Regions from separate parts of the Homo sapiens genome. Here region 2 is linked to region 1. Evidence: read pairs that join two places in POLR2A ChIA-PET (ENCODE). Cell type or tissue: MCF 10A. All regions are shown on one strand. Each heading gives the region's core, and the rest is flanking DNA. Links, peaks and the distances in the headings are about the cores only. Region 1 holds the start of DLG5 (discs large MAGUK scaffold protein 5). Region 2 overlaps DLG5 (discs large MAGUK scaffold protein 5).

Region 1 (8,320 bases), core at 240-8,239:
CCAGGCACATGTCCTCCCCAGTTTCCTTCCAGTTCCAGGCCCCACGTGGTAGGCTGCTGCCGATGCAGACTCCCTCAGCACCCAAGTGCCAGTGGGGGATGGGCATTCTGGATCAGGAGCCCACACAGGGTGTGGAATCCATCAAGGAAGCTCCTAGGTGGGTGATGGCATCATCTCCAACAGAGAATCGGTGCCAAAGCAGCCACCCCTTGACGCTAAGGATCCCAGGGAGCCAGCTGGTTCCTCTCTCAGGCTCCGCAATGGCCTCGAACTGAGGCCAATTCAAACCCAGAGCTGCTGCCCAGAGCACAGAGTGGAAATCACTCAGGAGTGGAAGGAGGCAGGACCAAGTGCTGGGTTTTCCTGACTATGGCTCCTCAAGGAAGAAGACTTCCATTCCTTCAGCCAGAGCCGCTCTCTTATGCACTGAGCTTTGACCATAAGGAATACTTCCTGGCTAAAAGAAAAAAAAGCAAAAAAGTGGAGACCTACAACACAGCAATTTACCCTTCACAAAGGAGCCTCCCCTGCGCCGGGGCAGTGGCTCACGCCTGTAATCCCAACACTTTTGGGAGGCTGAGGCAAGCAGATCGCTTGAGCTCAGGAGTTCGAGACCATCCTAGACAACATGGAGAAATGCCATCTCTACACAATATACAAAAATTAGCTGGTGTGGTGGCATGTGCCTGTGGTCCCAGCTACTTGCGGGGCTGAGGCAGGAGGATGGCTTGAGACCAGGAGGCGGAGGCTGCAGTGAGCCGAGATTGTGCCACTGCACTCCAGCCTGGGTGACACAGTGAGACCCTGTCTCAAAAAAACAAAAGCCCCCAACACGCCACTGTTTGCTGACACACCATGTCACCCTCTTCCCCAGGGGCTTCAGGTGGCATCTTGCCATACCAAATGCTGTCCTAACTTTTTTCTTTCTTTTTTTTTGAGAAGGAGTCTTGCTCTGTCACCTAGGCTGGAATCCAAGGGCACCATGTCAACTCACTGTAACCTCCACTTCCCAGATTCAAGTGATTCTCCTGCCTCAGCCTCCCAAGTAGCTGGGACTACAGGCGCCCACAACCACGCCCAGTTAATTTTTGTATTTTTATTAGAGACGGGGTTTCACCATGTTGGCCAGGCTGGTCTCGAACTCCTGGCCTTAAGAGATCTGCCCGCCTCGGCCTCCCAAAGTGCTGGGATTACAGGCATGAGCCACCACACCCAACCAGCGTTTTTCTAATGCATTAAGTAAAATGAACTTAACTTCTCCTTGAAAAGTATTTTTCTAAGGATTTCATGACCCTCTCCAAAGTCACATAACTCTGCATTGTGGTAAAACTGGGGTCTGAAATCAATGCCCTAGGGGATAAAATCCAAACCCTAATCTCTGCCTTCCTTAGAGGTCAAGACTAGCTCCTAGAACTTCAGCCCCATGAGGCCCCACATTCTCCACCAGACACGGAAAGGGTGAGACCTAATTAATGGCAATTGATCCATCAATCAATTTTCAGAGATTAAGGCGAGCGTTGATTCACATGCTTCCCAACGCAGACTTCCAGTCTGTACTAAGTTCTGTGCTTTACGAAAGACTTTCAGAAACAGATCTTAACTTCTTCATTCAGAGATAGATTAGATAGATACATAGATACAATTAAAAAGAAAAAAATTACTTTGTTGAGATCCCCTCTGTCCTTATCCTCATGGCCACATCTGACAGTCCCTTCCTAGCATCTCCCAAAGCACTATCCCAGGAAAGGACTAGGTTTGCCCAGTAACTCTGACATGACCACAACTGGGGGGAAAGAATGCAGGTTTGAGGGACAGAGATGCAAGTCAGAAGCTCAAAGTGGAGACGGGAGGGCCACCAATGAAATGACCTGCTGTGTGGCCAGCAATTTAGTCTCTCTGTCAGTTTCCTGCAGCTACAAAAATTGAGGTTAAGATGGCCAACGTAAGAGAGCTGTTACCAGGAATGCCTTATAAAATCATTCCCTTAATAAGTGGGGCTTTTAACAGCCAAATAAATGGGTCCCATCAGCCTTTGACCTTCAGGTTGCTAAGGGCAGTTTCTCAGCCCTCTCGGTTCACTTGTTTTTCTTTTATACATATATCCTTATTTATTTTTACTGTACCTATCGATTCACTGTTAAAACAGGGACAAGACCTAGAAAGATGGCACTTTGTTTCCTGGCTCTGAACAAGTTAAATCAAACAATAGGTTATAATTCAAAATTCCTGGTGCCCAATACTTTCTGAGCATTTTAACCACTCCAAGCCAGAGTTTTCTCTCTGGCAAAGAATAACAGAAAGCTCACATAGTGGCAACGACAACTGAACGTGATAAAGCAGAGCGCCTGCCACAACAGTAGATGCCCAATAAATGCTAGTTCTCCTCCTCCCTCAGTGCCATGTCTTCTTCCTCCAGCTGCCTTGTCTAAAAAGGCTGGCTTCCACACTCCACGGCCAGGCCAGGACAAGCCTACCACTTGTCAGAAACTCCCGCCAGTATCCGTTCCTGCACCCAGACACACACTTACAAATCAGTCATCCCCAAGACCAAAGACACAGGGGTTCCAAAAGGCACCCTCAAGGGAACCAGTCACCAGCCTTCCTCGTTAAGCAGCTCTGTGCTCTCAGGGAGAGAACTTAGCCCCAGCAGCCACTACTAGGATTTTCCCATGGTGCAATGCAACTTCCCCAACTTTTCCGGGCCCAGTTTCCAAAGAAACCCAGGCAGGCGTTGTGCACAATCAGCCACCAGTCTGGGAGAGACTGGGCTCTGAGCAGAGAAAAAGGAGCTGGGACAGCCAGAAAATGAAAAAGCAGTTGTGGCCCCGGCACAGGATGGCAGCGACCAAAACTTAAGAGTAGGGGTCCTGGCCCAAGTCCCATTCTTCTGGACGGTACCCTTGGTTAAAGGCTAGCACAGGGTGCCAAAGCTAGCGGACGGTGAGGAGCCTCAGAAAAGGGACTGATGGACATCCTCCGAGGTACCCCCTACCCGCTACTGGACCTGGTGGCCCCCGGGGACCCTGTCGTCGAGGCACCTGAGAGTGAAGGCCTTCAGCGGGGGGCATTGTTCACAGCGAACGGCGGGACTGGGGGAGGCGGCGGGACTTCGGGATCCGCGCACCGCCGCCTCCCCAACTGGGCCAGAGGAGCGAGTCCACCGAGGCCATCGCCAGGTGGAGCGGCGGCCCCGGCGAGGTACCCTCGGCCAGCAGGAGGGAGAAGCGGAGGGCGCGTCCCAGAGGCGGGGGCCAAGGGTCTGCCACTCACCCGCGCCTTCGGCGGGCTGCGGCGGCCCGACGACGCCGTTCAGGTAGAGAATGGGCAGCAGGTGAGGCTGCGTCTTCTCCAGCGCCGCCCGCAGGTCCTGGAAGTGGTCCCGCTCCTTGGCCAAGAGCAGCTTGAGCAGCAGCTCCGCCTTGGCGCCTCCCGCCTCCTCGTCCAGCTGCCGCCGCTCGCCGGGACTGAGCGCTCCCGCGGCCTCGAGCAGCCCGAGCACGGCTTCCACCTCCGTCATGGCCTGGGCCAGGCTCTGCTGACACTGGGCGAGCAGCTCCCGGCGCTGGGGCTCCATGGTGGCGGGCCGCGCCGCCCCGCCCCGCCGGACGCCTCCCGGGCCCCCCGAGGCCGGCGGGCGGGCAGGCGAGCACCTCGGCAGCAGCCCTAGGGCGCCGGGAGCCGTGAGGCGGCGGGAGCCATGGGCCGGGGCCTGGGCGGGCTGGGGGCCCGGGGCGGCGGGCGGCGCTCAGCAGCGGCCGCCTCCCGGGCTCCGGAGCGCAGCCATGTTGGCTGCCGCGGCGGCGGGACTGGAAGAGGAGGAGGAGGAGACGGAGGAGGAGAAGGAGGAGGCGGAGGTGGGGACGGCGGCCGGGGCGCGCCCCGAGGCCGGGCTCCAGCCGGGCATGCTCCCCCTCCCCCTCAGCCTCCGCGCGCGCCGCCCGCCCCGCGAGAAAACTCGCCCCGAAAGCCGGGCCGCGCGCCGCCCCCAGAGCAAGACTACAACTCCCGGGAGAAAGTCGCCTGGGCCGTGTTTCCCAGGCTCCCGACAGCTCCGGCCCGGCTCGGAGGCCGCCTCGGCCCCCGTGCACCCCGGCCCGGCTCACCGGGGCCCCGCGGCCGCCACCCGCTCCCCCGTGGCCACAGCCCCGCCGCCGCCGGCCCGTCCCTCCTCTCTCCCCTCCCCAGGCCGTCCCTCCGGGAGGCGGCAGCAGGGGAGGAGGGGACGGGCGGAGGGGAGGGGTCCCCGGCCCGCCCGCTAGGCGGGGACGCGGCGCCGGCTGGTTCCCGGTCCCCCGAGGCCCAGGCGCAGCCGGGGGTGGGGGACACGGAGTCAGGCCTGGCACGCGGCCAGCCCACAAGCTGCTGGAGACCCCCTCATACAAATCTTGCCCCCAGTCCAGAGGGTCCTAATCTGAGAACTCCAAAATACAGCCTGGAGACAAATGGTGGGGAGGGTTTCCCCTAAATTTGGACATCTCCAGATTAAGACCTCCGCCGAATCCGTGAGGCTTTCCCTCTCCAAGGAGCTCCTAAGAGAATTTCCCAGTAAAATCGCCTCAACTGCGGTAAATAGGCTGTTCCCCGCGCCAGCATTTGAGAAGAGCTGGTCCCCAGAGTGTAAAGGAGTTAGGATGTTGGCAGGAGGAAGGATGTGTCGCCGGATGAGGAAAAGAAAGGTGGGTGTCTGCGGTGCAGTCCTTGGTCTTTCTGGCAAGTGAGGCGCTCTCCCCCTAAATGTCTCAGAGGGAGACAAATCAGCGGACTACCTTGCTTCCTTTGATGACTTGGAAAGGATCTGCAGTCCCCCTTAAAGCCCAAGAATGTCTTCTCTTCCACGACAGCCGTTTGTGGACACATACTGCTTACCTCCCTGACTGCAGGACAAGGTCCTTCAAAGCTGGAACTCTGACTGCGCTCAGTGATCCCGCAGTGCTCCTCTGTAGAGTGGGAACCCAGGTCCATTTCAAATATCTACGTTGGAATGAGTGGATCTCGCTGGGGGTGAGAGGCACTTTGTCTACCCACACTGCCAGTCCCAGCCACATGCCTCCTCCCTTCCCTCAAAAAGCAGTGTCTTCTTAGTCTGCTTCTTCAAGGGGAGAAGTCGTTTTTATTTATGGAAACGAACTCACTATATGGTAGAAAGAACAAGAGTATCAGAATTTGCACTTTGGACTTGGACTCCCCTCTAAGCAGCTGCACAAGGTGGAACAAACCAATAATCCTTGCTGATCTGTTTTGTCCTTAGGAAAAATGGTGGAGGGAGAATATTAGATCAGGGGTTCTTAGCCTTGGCTTCATGAATAAGCTCAAGGATGTCAATGAAGCTTTTGACATGATCTCAACTTTTTTGTGAACATTTATATATTTTTCTGGAATGGGGTCCATAGAGTTACAAGTTCTTTAAGACCTCCAGATGGACCCCAATATGGCAGAAATGAACTATTTAAAGATACCTGCCTGCTCCCGTAGTCTGACCCTCTATGGCTAAGCAAGGTTTTAGAGGAGTGGAAGGCTGGCCATTGCACAGTATCAGGGTTCCAGACAGGCTCCCTGGCTCTTCCCTCCCAGTCCTGCTCCTGAGATATAGTTCTTTCTGGCCGCCACTTCCCTTAGGGCAACCCCAGAGCTTAAATCATCTGCAAGGCAGTCACCTTTCAGGCACCTTTCATCCGGCACCTGTGTTCTTAGCTGGATTAACTAGAAAGCTAGTTGGAGGAAGGAAGGTGAAAGTGGAGGAAGGGGAAAAGAGGAAAAGTTGGAGACGAATCTGGCTTATGGTTAGAAGCATATTTTTTGGCCAGGCAAAGTGGCTCACGCCTGTAATCCCAGCACTTTGGGAGGCTGAGGTAGGCGGATTGCCTGAGCTCAGGAGTTGGAGACCAGCCTGGCCAACGTGGTAAAACCCCGTCTCTAACAAAAATACAAAAATTTAGCCAGGCATGATGGTGCAAGCCTGTAATCCCAGCTGTTCAGGAGGCTGAGGCATGAGAATTGCTTGAACCCAGGAGGTGGAGGTTGCAGTGAGCTGAAATTGCACCACTGCACTCCAGGCTGGGTGACCGAGCAAGACTCTGTCTCAAAAAAAAGAAAAAAAAACTTATTTTTTGAGACAGAGTCTCACTCTGTCGCCCAGGCTGGATTGCAGTGGGGCAAACACAGTTCACTGCAGCCTCAATTTCTTGGGCTCAAGCAACTATCCTGCCTCAGCCTCCCGAGGAGTAGCTGGGATCATAGGTGCTTGCCACCACACCTGGCTAATTTTTTAAATATTTTGTAGACACAGGGTCTTGCCACATTGCCCAGGCTGGTCTTGAACTCCTGGGCTCAAGTTATCCTCCCGCCTCGGTCTCCCAAAGTTCTGGAATTACAGATGTTAGTTACCACCCGGACCAATTTTAGGATTCCTTTAGCCAGTGACCTTGGTGTGACCTTGTACTTCTGCAGCATTTTATACCTTCTGCGGCACACCCTTGTAGTGGGTCGAATTGTGTTCCCCCAAAAGATATGTTCTAGTCCTAATTCCCAGTACCTGTGAATGTGACTTATTTAGAAATAGGGTCTTTGCAGATGTAATCTAGTTCAAATGAGGTCATACTGGATTAGGGCGGGTCCTCATCCAATAACTGTTGTTCTTATTAGAATAGGGAAATTTGGATGCAGAGACACAGAGAAAATGCCATGTGAAGATGGATCAGAGACAGAAGTGATGCGGCTGCAAGCCAAGGAATGTGAAGAATGGCCAGCCACCACCGGAAGCTAGGGGAGACGCCAGCACAGATTCTCCCTGAGAGTATCCAGAAGAAACCAACCCTCCAACACCTGGATTTCAGACTTCTGACCTTGAGAAGTGTGAGCCAATAAAACAACTGCAGTGGAGTCAGTGGTTCTTGTTTTAAGCCACCCAGTTTGTGGTCATTGGTTATGGCAGTCCTAAGAAACTCAAACTCACCTCAGCACAGTGGGGAGGTGAGAAGGACAAAGACGGGGGTCCCTATTTTACAAATCACCCTATCACTTCACTCTTCTACTGCCTAAGGACATCTCTGTAGATTTACCCACCTTTCCTACTTTCTTCTGGTCTTAGAAAAAGAGAGCTCCTTGTCTTTAAGGAGAGCCCTTCCATGCTCTGGATATAATCTGTGTATCCCTCTCCTCCCCTGCACACACGCACTCACACACAGTCTGCTTCTGCTTTGGTTTGGGCTCCTTCTCATTTGTCAAAAACAGGCTTGAGTCTCCCCATTCTCAAGGGTCCTCCCTTTCCTCTCATGTTTCCTTCGGAAACAATCATTGCTTGACATTGGGACCTCCACATCTCATAGACTGCTCACCGCTTGGTTGGTGCTTTACAATCAGCTTCTTTTTTTTTTAATTCTTGTGTTTGCTTTTTTTAAATTTATTTTATTTGTTTTTCTGGAGACAGAGTCGCACTCTGTCACCCAGGCTGGAGTGCAGTGGCGTGATTTTGGCTCACTGCAACCTCCACCTCCCGGGTTCAAGCGATTCTCCTGCCTCAGCCTCCCGAGTAGCTAGGACTACAGGTGCACACCACCAAGCCCGGCTAATTTTTGTATTTTTAGTAGAGACGGGGGTTTCTCCATGTTGGCCAGGCTGGTCTCGAACTCCTGACCTCAGGTGATCCACCCGCCTCGGCCTCCCAAAGTGCTGGGATTACAGGCATGAGCCACCAAGCCCAGCCTATTTATTTATTTTATTCATTTATTGGAGACAAGAGTCTTGCTCTGTCACCCAGGCTGGAATGCAGTGGGCTCACTGCAACCTCTGCCTCCTAGGCTCAAGTGATTCTCCTGCCTCAGCCTCCTGAGTAGCTGGGATTACAGGTGCGTATGACCACACCTGGCTAATTTTTTTTTTTTTTTTTTTTTTTGAGACGGAATTTCACTCTTGTTGCCCAGGCTGGAGTGCAATGGCATGATCTCAGCTCACCGCAACCTCCACCTTCCAGATTCAAGCGATTCTCCTGCTTCAGCCTCCTGAGTAGCTGGGATTACAGGCATGTGCCACCACACCTGGCTAATTTTGTATTTTTAGTAGAGACGGGGTTTCTCCATGTTGGTCAGGCTGGTCTCGAACTCCCAACCTCAGGTGATCTGCCCTCCTCGGCCTCCCAAAGTGCTGGGATTACAGGTGTGAGCCACCACACCTGGCCTTAATTTTTGTATTTTTAGTAGAGATGTGGTTTCACCATGTTGGCCAAGCTGGTCTTGAACACCTAGCCTCAAGAGATCCACCTCTTGGGCCTCCCAAAGTGCTGGATTATAGGCGTGAGCCACTGTGCCCCGCCCTATTTATTTAT
Region 2 (8,320 bases), core at 200-8,199, 62 kb before region 1:
TCTCATCTCTGTAATGTCACACACCCAGGATGGAATCTTTAGAAAACTAGACTCTACACCCATGTGAGGATGGAAGCAGAAAAGACCAGTGACATCCTAGTATCATTATGAAAACAGTCTCACCTCACGAGCCCTCTGAAAGGACCTCAGGGACATCAGGCCACACTTTCAGAATGGCTATTCTATGCTATAGTCAAGTTCAAGAAATAGCAGAGAAACATCAAATGTCCAGTTTCACAACAGAAAAGCACCACCAGGCCCAGTAACCTGCCTTTGGGGAGACAAGAAATTTTGAATTTTCATCCCCATTGTATAAACGAGGCAACATAAAGATGCAGCCCTGGCTTTCAAAGAAGCTGGAGAGAGGAGAGGAGGCGGCAGGACAGAAGGAGGGGCTCAGAGCCATCCCAACACACCCCATCTCTGTCTCCAGACGTCTCAGTCTACAGCCATGAGGACCTGGGCGTGGCTGGCCACACAGATAAAGTAGCAACGACATGTGCCAAGCACTGCCCAAGCACTGGGTTCTGTGCTAAAGACACTCTACCTTCAACTCATTAATCTCCACAGCTCCCTACTGGGGTTGTGCTAGGATTGCTCCTTGAGAAACACGTCAGAAAGACTACATGGCTAGGAAAATGGGATTCCCATGCACACTCAGCTCTGACGCCAAAGCCAACACCTCAACCACTCCACAACAATGCCTCCTAATAGGGAAGGATTCTCGTTCCACTTCTCTTGGCCCAAAGGCTTGAGCATACAGGACACATACAGAAAGTAAGGTCAACCAGACCCAAGATCCATCACACATCAGGCTCTCAGACCCAGCAGAAAGTGCAGCCGATGCCTCCGGCCTTTTGTAATTGGGGGATGGGGAGGGCCAAGGAGGGCCACAGGGGACCTCATGACCAATCTCAAGATGTGCTACGCCCAGAAGTTCCAAAAGAACAGCAAGGGTTGCAGAAAATCCTCTCAATCCCCATTCAACTGAAGTTTTTGTCTTTTTACTTGCATCTAGAGGTTGACAGATATTCTGAAAATGATGCAGTCCTACCATCCAAATGGTTGTCAGGATCCCTCAAATGGCCACCAAGACCAAATTCTACAGCAAAGGAGCTCACTACTTCCCAGCAGAGCCCATCTTATCTCTCTCCCTAAAATTATGCCCTCTACTGAGTTAATCTGTCCCTGGACATTCCCTCCACTGACCCTTGATCTAACCCCTAAGGGCCACAGGGAACAACTGGATTTCTTGTATGCAATAGACCTGCAAGCATTTGAAGACAACCATGAAGTTCCTTTACCACCATATGCCCATCAGAATGGCTAAAATAAAAAGCAATGCCACCAAATGCTGGCAAGGATACAGCTGGATTCTCAAAACTGGAATTCTCAAACACTGCTGATGAGAATACAAAGTCATGCAGCCACTTCAGAAAACAGTTTGACAGTTTCTTATAAAGCTAAACATGCAATTGCCATACCACCCAGCAATCCCATTCTTAGGTATTTTACCCAGGAGAAATGAGAATTTATGTTCAAACAAAAACCAGCACACAGCTGTTTAGAGCAGCTAGGGAATGAATAAACAACTGTGTTATGTCCTTATGATGGAGTATTACTCAGCAATGAAAAGGGATGAATGACTAATACAACTGCGGACACACACAGGGTGTGGGGGAAGCTGGAATGCCCTGCGTTAATCAAAAGAAGCCTGACTCTAAAAGCTACATACTACACAACCATTCATATGACATTCTGGGAAGGGCAACACTACAGGGACAGAAAAGAGATGAGTGGCTGCCAAGGACTGAAGGTGGGGAAAGGGCAGATTGCAAAAGTGCAGAGGGAATTTTTAAGATACAGAGGGCAGTGTTTTGCATCTTAAAAGTAGCAATGGTTGCATGACTATTTGTCAAAACTTGAACTGTATACTTACAAAAAATACATTTTACTGTATGTAAATTATATCTCAATGAACATAACCTTAACAAAAAAAAATTTCTTTTTTGAGACAGGGTCTTGCTCTGTCACCCAGGCTAGAGTGCAGTGACACAATCAAGGCTCACTACAACCTCCACCTCCTGGGCTCAAGCAATCCTCCCACCTCAGCCTCCCAAGCAGCTGGGACTACAGGGGTGTGCTACCATGCCTGGCTAATTATTATTATTTTTATTTATTGTAGCGACAGGGCCCCACTATGTTGCCCAGGCTAGTCTCAAACTCCTGGGCTCAAGCAATCCTTCTGCCTTGGCCTCCCAAAGTGCTGGGATTATAGGTTTGAGCAACCACACCTAGCCTATTTTTTTAAGAAAACCAAACTGTGATGCCCTGAATGAAGCCATCATCCTAAGAGTGATGTTGACAGGTAAAGAGATGAGGACCAACCTCCTCTGCTGTCACTGTGGTTATTTACAGTAAACTTTTTAAAAACAGGCAAAACAGAAACTAACATAAAGCTGGGTTGTCAACAAAAGCCTCCAAAGTAGCTGCCAACAAAAGCTTCCAATGCAGTTCTAACCTTGTGCAGTTGTTCTTCTGGACTCAAATGCAAAGCTGTCAACTCTCCCGTGACCTCAGGCTTTCCTTACCCAAGTCTGGCAACCACTGGAGAAGGAGGCAGATTGTCCTTTTCCTTTTGGTGTTCAGGATCAGATTTCAGAGGTAAGGGATTTGGTTTGGACTAAAATGGCCCAAAACAGGAAGACACCAGATCAGGAGCAGGCTCTGGATGGAGACAAAGAGCAGCCAGCCCTGCGCTGCTCTTTTCACCCCCATTTTGTAAAGGAGGCAACAGGAAGACACAGCCCTGCCTTACGAGGAAGCTGGAAGAGGAGAGAAGGAAGCAGGACAGAAGGAAGGGGCTCAGAGCCGTCCCAACACAACCCATCTCAGTCTCCAGCCATGAGGACCTTGGGGCGGCCAGCCTCCCTCTGACCTGGGTGTAAGAAGGAGGGCAGAAGGGAGTGTCCCCATCACAGGAATCCTCAGCTCCTTCAGTTGCCCTGGCTGCTATGGTCACCACCACCGAGGCTCAGCAAATGAACTGGCAGCTGGGTGGATTTCTCAGCCACCGCCCTTTGTCCTGGGCTCCCTCACTGTCATGCTCCCACTGACCCTGGAGGCGCATCCTTGGTCTTACAGCTGGGCAGGTCTCACCTTTGCTTCCAGGCCCTGTATGCCTGTGCTTCCAGGAGCCAGAGAGATGTCCAGGTAAACTTCCTGGCCACCTCCAGGCCCTGGCTGCCCGGGAGAGGCAAAGCAGTGGCAGAGCACAGTCATCAGAGCACCACGTCATCCTCACCTACAACTCAGGACACCCAGAGCCACAGTCATCAGAGCACCACGTCATCCTCACCTACAACTCAGGACACCCAGAGCCGTCCAGGAAAGACCCAGGCCCTGCCTGGGGTGAACGAGTGCTTCTTAAAGCACCTAAGCTTCACTAGAGAACCTGCTAGGCAAAATTTCAGGTCCCACCCAGACCCACTGAATCAGAAACCCTGGGAGTAAGTCCCTGCAGCACTCCGTGTGGTAAAAGCCCTCCGGGTGATTCCGATGCCTGCTAGAGTTTGAGAACCTCTGTTCCAGACCAAAGTTGCATTTGCATATTTCTCCTTTGTTTTACTGGCTATCCAGCAGCCACTGCCTTTAAAGAAATCCCCCACTGATGTCCTTGACAATGAAGGCCTAAGGGGGACACCCCTCTTAGTCAATGAGTACATGACTCCAGTTCAGCGTTTCCCCAGCTTGGAGTGAAAGGAGGTTAGATTCCAATGCTGGAAGCCCAGGCCCCAGATCTCCAGCCAGATCAAAGACTTGCTTTCGAACCCTTGACTCAGGGTCTGGTTTTCAGAACCCAAACCACCATAAGCAGCCATGGCCAACTACTTCCCAGCTGCATCTAGTCCAGAGCACTTTTCCTGGAAGGCCCAGTCCAAGGGCCACTTCCTCCAGGAAGCTTTCTGTGATTCCCCTCATCAGAACTAACTGCTTCTTCCCTTGAGTTACTTCTTTCTTTCTGCTCTACACAGAACAGAATAGCCAGTCGTGCCAGACAGTGCCTGTCTCCCTGGCAGTGTGATAACATTTGGGGCCGTGTTCACCGTGATCCCTATGAGTACCAAACACCTGCCCCACAAGGAGGAGGCATTCCCATCTCTGATAAATTGGCTTTGCAAAGGATTACCCCTGACCCAAAAGTCTGGGCCAGGAATGAAGGATCAGAGGTCACAGGGCGTCAGTGGCAGCCCCCACTTCCCTGATGGCTCACCCCACCTTCCCCTGTCAACCAGAAGAAGCACTTTCAAGGAATCTTCCCTGGGATATGAGAGAAGCCCTCCAGCAATTTCTCCTGCCGATAAGCCTGGAGACCTCTCCATTTAATAAGAAATCTTCTGCTATTTCAATCTTCATGGAATTTAAGGCTGGCTTTATAAGTGCTGCCCAAGAATGTCTCTTCTCCTCCTTAAAACCTCCCCAGTTTTCCAAGATGAGAAATAAAAGGCTACTGAGAAATTAGGTCAGGATGAATGGGGAGGAAAAAAGTACTGATTGCCTGAAACGAGTGTGCAGTCCCCAGGCAGATCCACCAGGTAGGGTCGGGGGCAGGTCACAACAACAGGCGCAGGAAGCGGGGGAGGGCCTCGGGGAAGCTGTGTGTGCTTAGCTGATGAAAACTGCCCGAGGAGGCCTTGGCACAAAGACCTGCTGCCTTTAAGGCTGTTGGCAAAGGTGTGGCGAGTTGTGAGTAGGGCCAGGCTGGAGATCCGAGACCCGACAGACCGCCTGAGAGAACGCTGTCTACACGCCCCAGGCTTCAGCCTCCAATTTCTTCTCATGCTGAATACAACCTGCCATTGTTTTCCCAGCCGTTTCCATTTAGGGAGATGTAAATGGAAAAGTGGAAGTGATGTTTTTATTATAAGGATCTTGCTCTTGCCTTTTCTCAGGTTCCTAAGATCACCATGTGACCTTACCAGCGGCCCCTCCTGCCAGGGCGGTGTGTGCTTGCAAAGACTTCTGCCTCTCATCAGGTGTGGCTGAGCCAGCAGGAACTCCCTGGCAGGTGCTAGAGTGCTCCCAGCCAGGGCCAGCCCCACCAGGCACTCCACCCCGAGGGACTGGTACAAGCCTGGTACAGACATTCTGGTTCCCTTCTCAGGGATGAGGTTGGGCCAGCCCATCTCAAACTGGAGGGCTATTAAGCTGTAGAAACCCTCAGCGTTTCTGATGCAGCAGGGGTGGGAGGAGGCTCAAACCTGCATCTCTAATAAGTGCCCCAGTGGTCCAGCGACCAGGCTTTGTGAGCCACTGGTTTCGGCACAAACAAGCAGCCAACTGTGGTCAATGAAAGGAGGCCATACTGATGGACTCTGGAACAGGTTCCTTTGCTCATAAGAACCCCGCCTTCTTCTTCTGCCACTCACCGCAGATGGCTACAGAGCACTTGAAATGTGGTGGATTTGCCTGAGAAACTAGAAATTTAAATTTCATTTTAATTCATTTAAATTTAAGTAGCCACCTGTGTTTAGTGGCGCCCATACTGGACACTGCAGACCTGGACACTGTCAGGTCTGGATGTGATGGCTGGAGCTGCTGCTACAGACACCCCGCCATGAGACTGTGTGAAGACACCACACAGAGGAGGGCAGAGCTGCATCCCCATGTACTGGCTGACCTCAGCACAGCCTCATATGGGAGCTCATACATTTCCTGATTGGTTAAGGTGGTATGAGTGGGTGTTCCCTGCTGCCTGCACCCAAAGGACAATGGCAATCTCAAGCAGAAGAGCAAGAGAAGCAAAACTCGGTTCCCTGTGAACTCAAGAGGCTTTGCCCAGAAGGGATGCAACCAGTTATTTCAGCATTAAATATCCAGACACAGACAGTACAGACCCATCCTGCTCCAAGAAACACATCAGAGCACTGCACTCTGCCTGCCTGTGATGCCCAGGAAGAGCACAGAGATACTGTTGACGGCTCCATCGCAAGGACTGAGTCAGCTTCAGGTGAGTGCAGAACCAACTGGTGGGTCACGGCCATGACGCTTCTTCCAGAATATGCTGGGGTCCAGCTGCCCAAGAAATATCTTCCTACTCAGGCTGGGAATTCCACCATCAGCAGTAATTGCTATGGGTTAGGCAAATACCCCTCTCTGGAATCCCCTTTTAGAATGCACATGTGCCTAGGAAAGGTAACGATTTAACCCTTGAAATGCCGATGGGAATGAGTTTACTGATTGCTATCTGTTAGACAGATATTGGTGAAGGGTGAAAAACTAGACAGGTCAGAGGAGTATGCTCAGGGCTTACCCAGTCCACCTTAAAAAGCCTCACCTTCCCCATCTACTGATCCTGACTGCCCCACTCCATGCACTTCCTGAAGGGTGAGTCCCACATTCCAAATTCCAACAATCCCATCATTCCATTGATATGTCTCCGGGCACCAAAAGCAGGCAGAACAAAGTAATAGGATACCGTTGGGAGCTTTGAATTGCAGTCCCAGAAGGGCCTGCCCTGAGCCCTAAACAGGATGAGGGTTATGGGAGGAACTGTGTTTTTATGGGTGGAGTTGTGGCCCCCCAAAAGATGCTAAAGTCCCAATCCAGTAAATGTGAATGTGAACCTTATTTGGAAAGGTCAAAGCGTTATCTTTCCGAGGCGCATTTGCATTCTAAAAGGGGAGTCCCGAGAGGGACACTGCTCAGCCCACAGCAGTTATTGCTGATGGTGAAATAGTCTTTACAGATGATCAATTTAAGATGAGGTCTTGCTGCCGTAAGGCAGGCTCCTAGGCCAATCTGACCAGTGTCCTTATTAAAAGGGGAAATTTGGAGACAGACACACATGGACGGAGAACATCATGTGAACACAAAGGCAGAGATCAGTGTGATGTCGGCAAACCAAGGAGCACCAAGGATTACCAGCAAGCCACCAGAAGCGAGGAGAGAGGCCCGGGACAGATCTCTCCCTAGCGCCTTCAGCCTGCGTGGCCTCACTGACACTTTGATCTTGGGCTTCTGTCCTCCAGAACTGTGAGACAATCAATTTCTGCTGTGTAAGCCACCTGGTCTGCGGCACTTTGTTATAGCAGCCCTAGAAAACTAAGATGGAACTCGCCGGCTGGTCACTGTCTTCCCTCTTATCACACTACCTTCCCTTACTGCAGCTACTTATTTAACTGTTTCCCACCAAAAGACCCTAACATCCAGGAGTGTGGGGCCCACATCTGCCTAATTCGCCACTACGGCCCAAGCCCACCTCTGGCACACTGGAGGTGTTCAAGATGTGAGCTGACATATGAAAGAGCTGTCCTGACTAGTTCTAGAATCTCAGGCATGTGACTCCCCCTCCCAGAATGTCAATTTCCCCATCTCTCTGCAGAGGGAAAAGAAAATAATTGGAGTAGATGACCTCTGTGAGTCCTTCGGGCTCAAAAGATGGCCGGGACTCACCACTGAAGGTGTCTGCATCCATCATGGTCAGATCAGGCCATGAGAAACCCCACTAGAGGTGCTAAACAGAGGGAATGGGTCACAGAGGTGTGGGAAGCCTGAGAAACCACTGCGGCCTTCCTGCTGGACTTCAGAGAAGGGCTGGCCTCATTTTATGGGCTTTCTGAAACCCATATTCAGAGAAACACACCCAATTCAGCATGGACTGGCAATGCCTATCCCCAAGGAAACTCCAAAAGGGGTGAGTCTCCTGGGCAGTGGTCACTGAGTTACTACAAGGCCTTTGGGGTTGGGGTGGGGATGGTGGGTCAACAGGCTCCCCTAGAAGCCCTGTGCCCTGACAAAGTAAACAATGGCAAAACATGTGCTTCCCAGCACTCACCTCCCCACCTCCTTCTAACATCAGAACTGGGTTTCTGATGATGGGAGAAAATGTAAATGAAATCAACGGAAGGATGATCCTGTGAGTAATCTGACAAGGGAGAACCAGCTTCCTCTCCCATGAACCCCAGCTGCCTTGGCTTTCACCCAGACCCCTGGCCCACCCGGTGTCCTCCCCAGACAGTGGTACTCACCCACACTGCTGAGGGAGCTGCTGCTTTCTGAGTCTGAGGGCATGGTGGACAGGACGCTGTAGGTAGAACCTGGGGAAAGAGGGGAGACCATGTTACTAACCCCAAGGGGTCACTCGTCTTCACCCCAAGCCAGCTGATCATCAGTCAATGCCAGGCCATGAGAGCTACATGCACCAGGCACTAGAAATCCACATCCACGGGCCAAGCAGAGGAGGCGCGCTCAGCAGATCTGGACTTCGGTGTTTCTGCCAGGCCTCCCACCTCACTTTATCGGCCCCTCCTGCTCTGGG

Evidence for each region. ChIA-PET counts read pairs that join two places held together with the same protein. Peaks named below come from ENCODE experiments on the same cell type or tissue, not always from the same donor. Only the 100,000 strongest peaks of a DNase experiment are listed, where the experiment ranks them.
Region 2: POLR2A ChIA-PET joins it to region 1 with 11 read pairs; 6 of 35 experiments call an interaction of 5 or more read pairs at or near these places.

Annotation. Positions count from the first base shown.
Region 1 is chr10:77,922,947-77,931,266 of GRCh38, forward strand. It overlaps DLG5 (discs large MAGUK scaffold protein 5), which reads right to left and starts at 3,809. Exons shown (of 32, transcript NM_004747.4): 1 at 3,271-3,809. The coding sequence starts at 3,574. DLG5-AS1 (DLG5 antisense RNA 1) reads left to right here and starts at 3,866. Exons shown (of 1, transcript NR_024585.1): 1 at 3,866-6,879. RefSeq lists a silencer at 5,502-5,678. In MCF 10A, for the core only: no CTCF peak of the experiment used is centred there; a DNase peak (open chromatin) is centred at 3,845.
Region 2 is chr10:77,861,099-77,869,418 of GRCh38, forward strand. DLG5 (discs large MAGUK scaffold protein 5) reads right to left here. Exons shown (of 32, transcript NM_004747.4): 2 at 8,031-8,099. Among named protein-coding and RNA genes, the nearest start is that of DLG5, 61 kb to the right of the region's middle. RefSeq lists enhancers at 2,583-3,342, 4,860-5,617, 6,157-7,356. In MCF 10A, for the core only: no CTCF peak of the experiment used is centred there; DNase peaks (open chromatin) are centred at 1,773 and 4,703.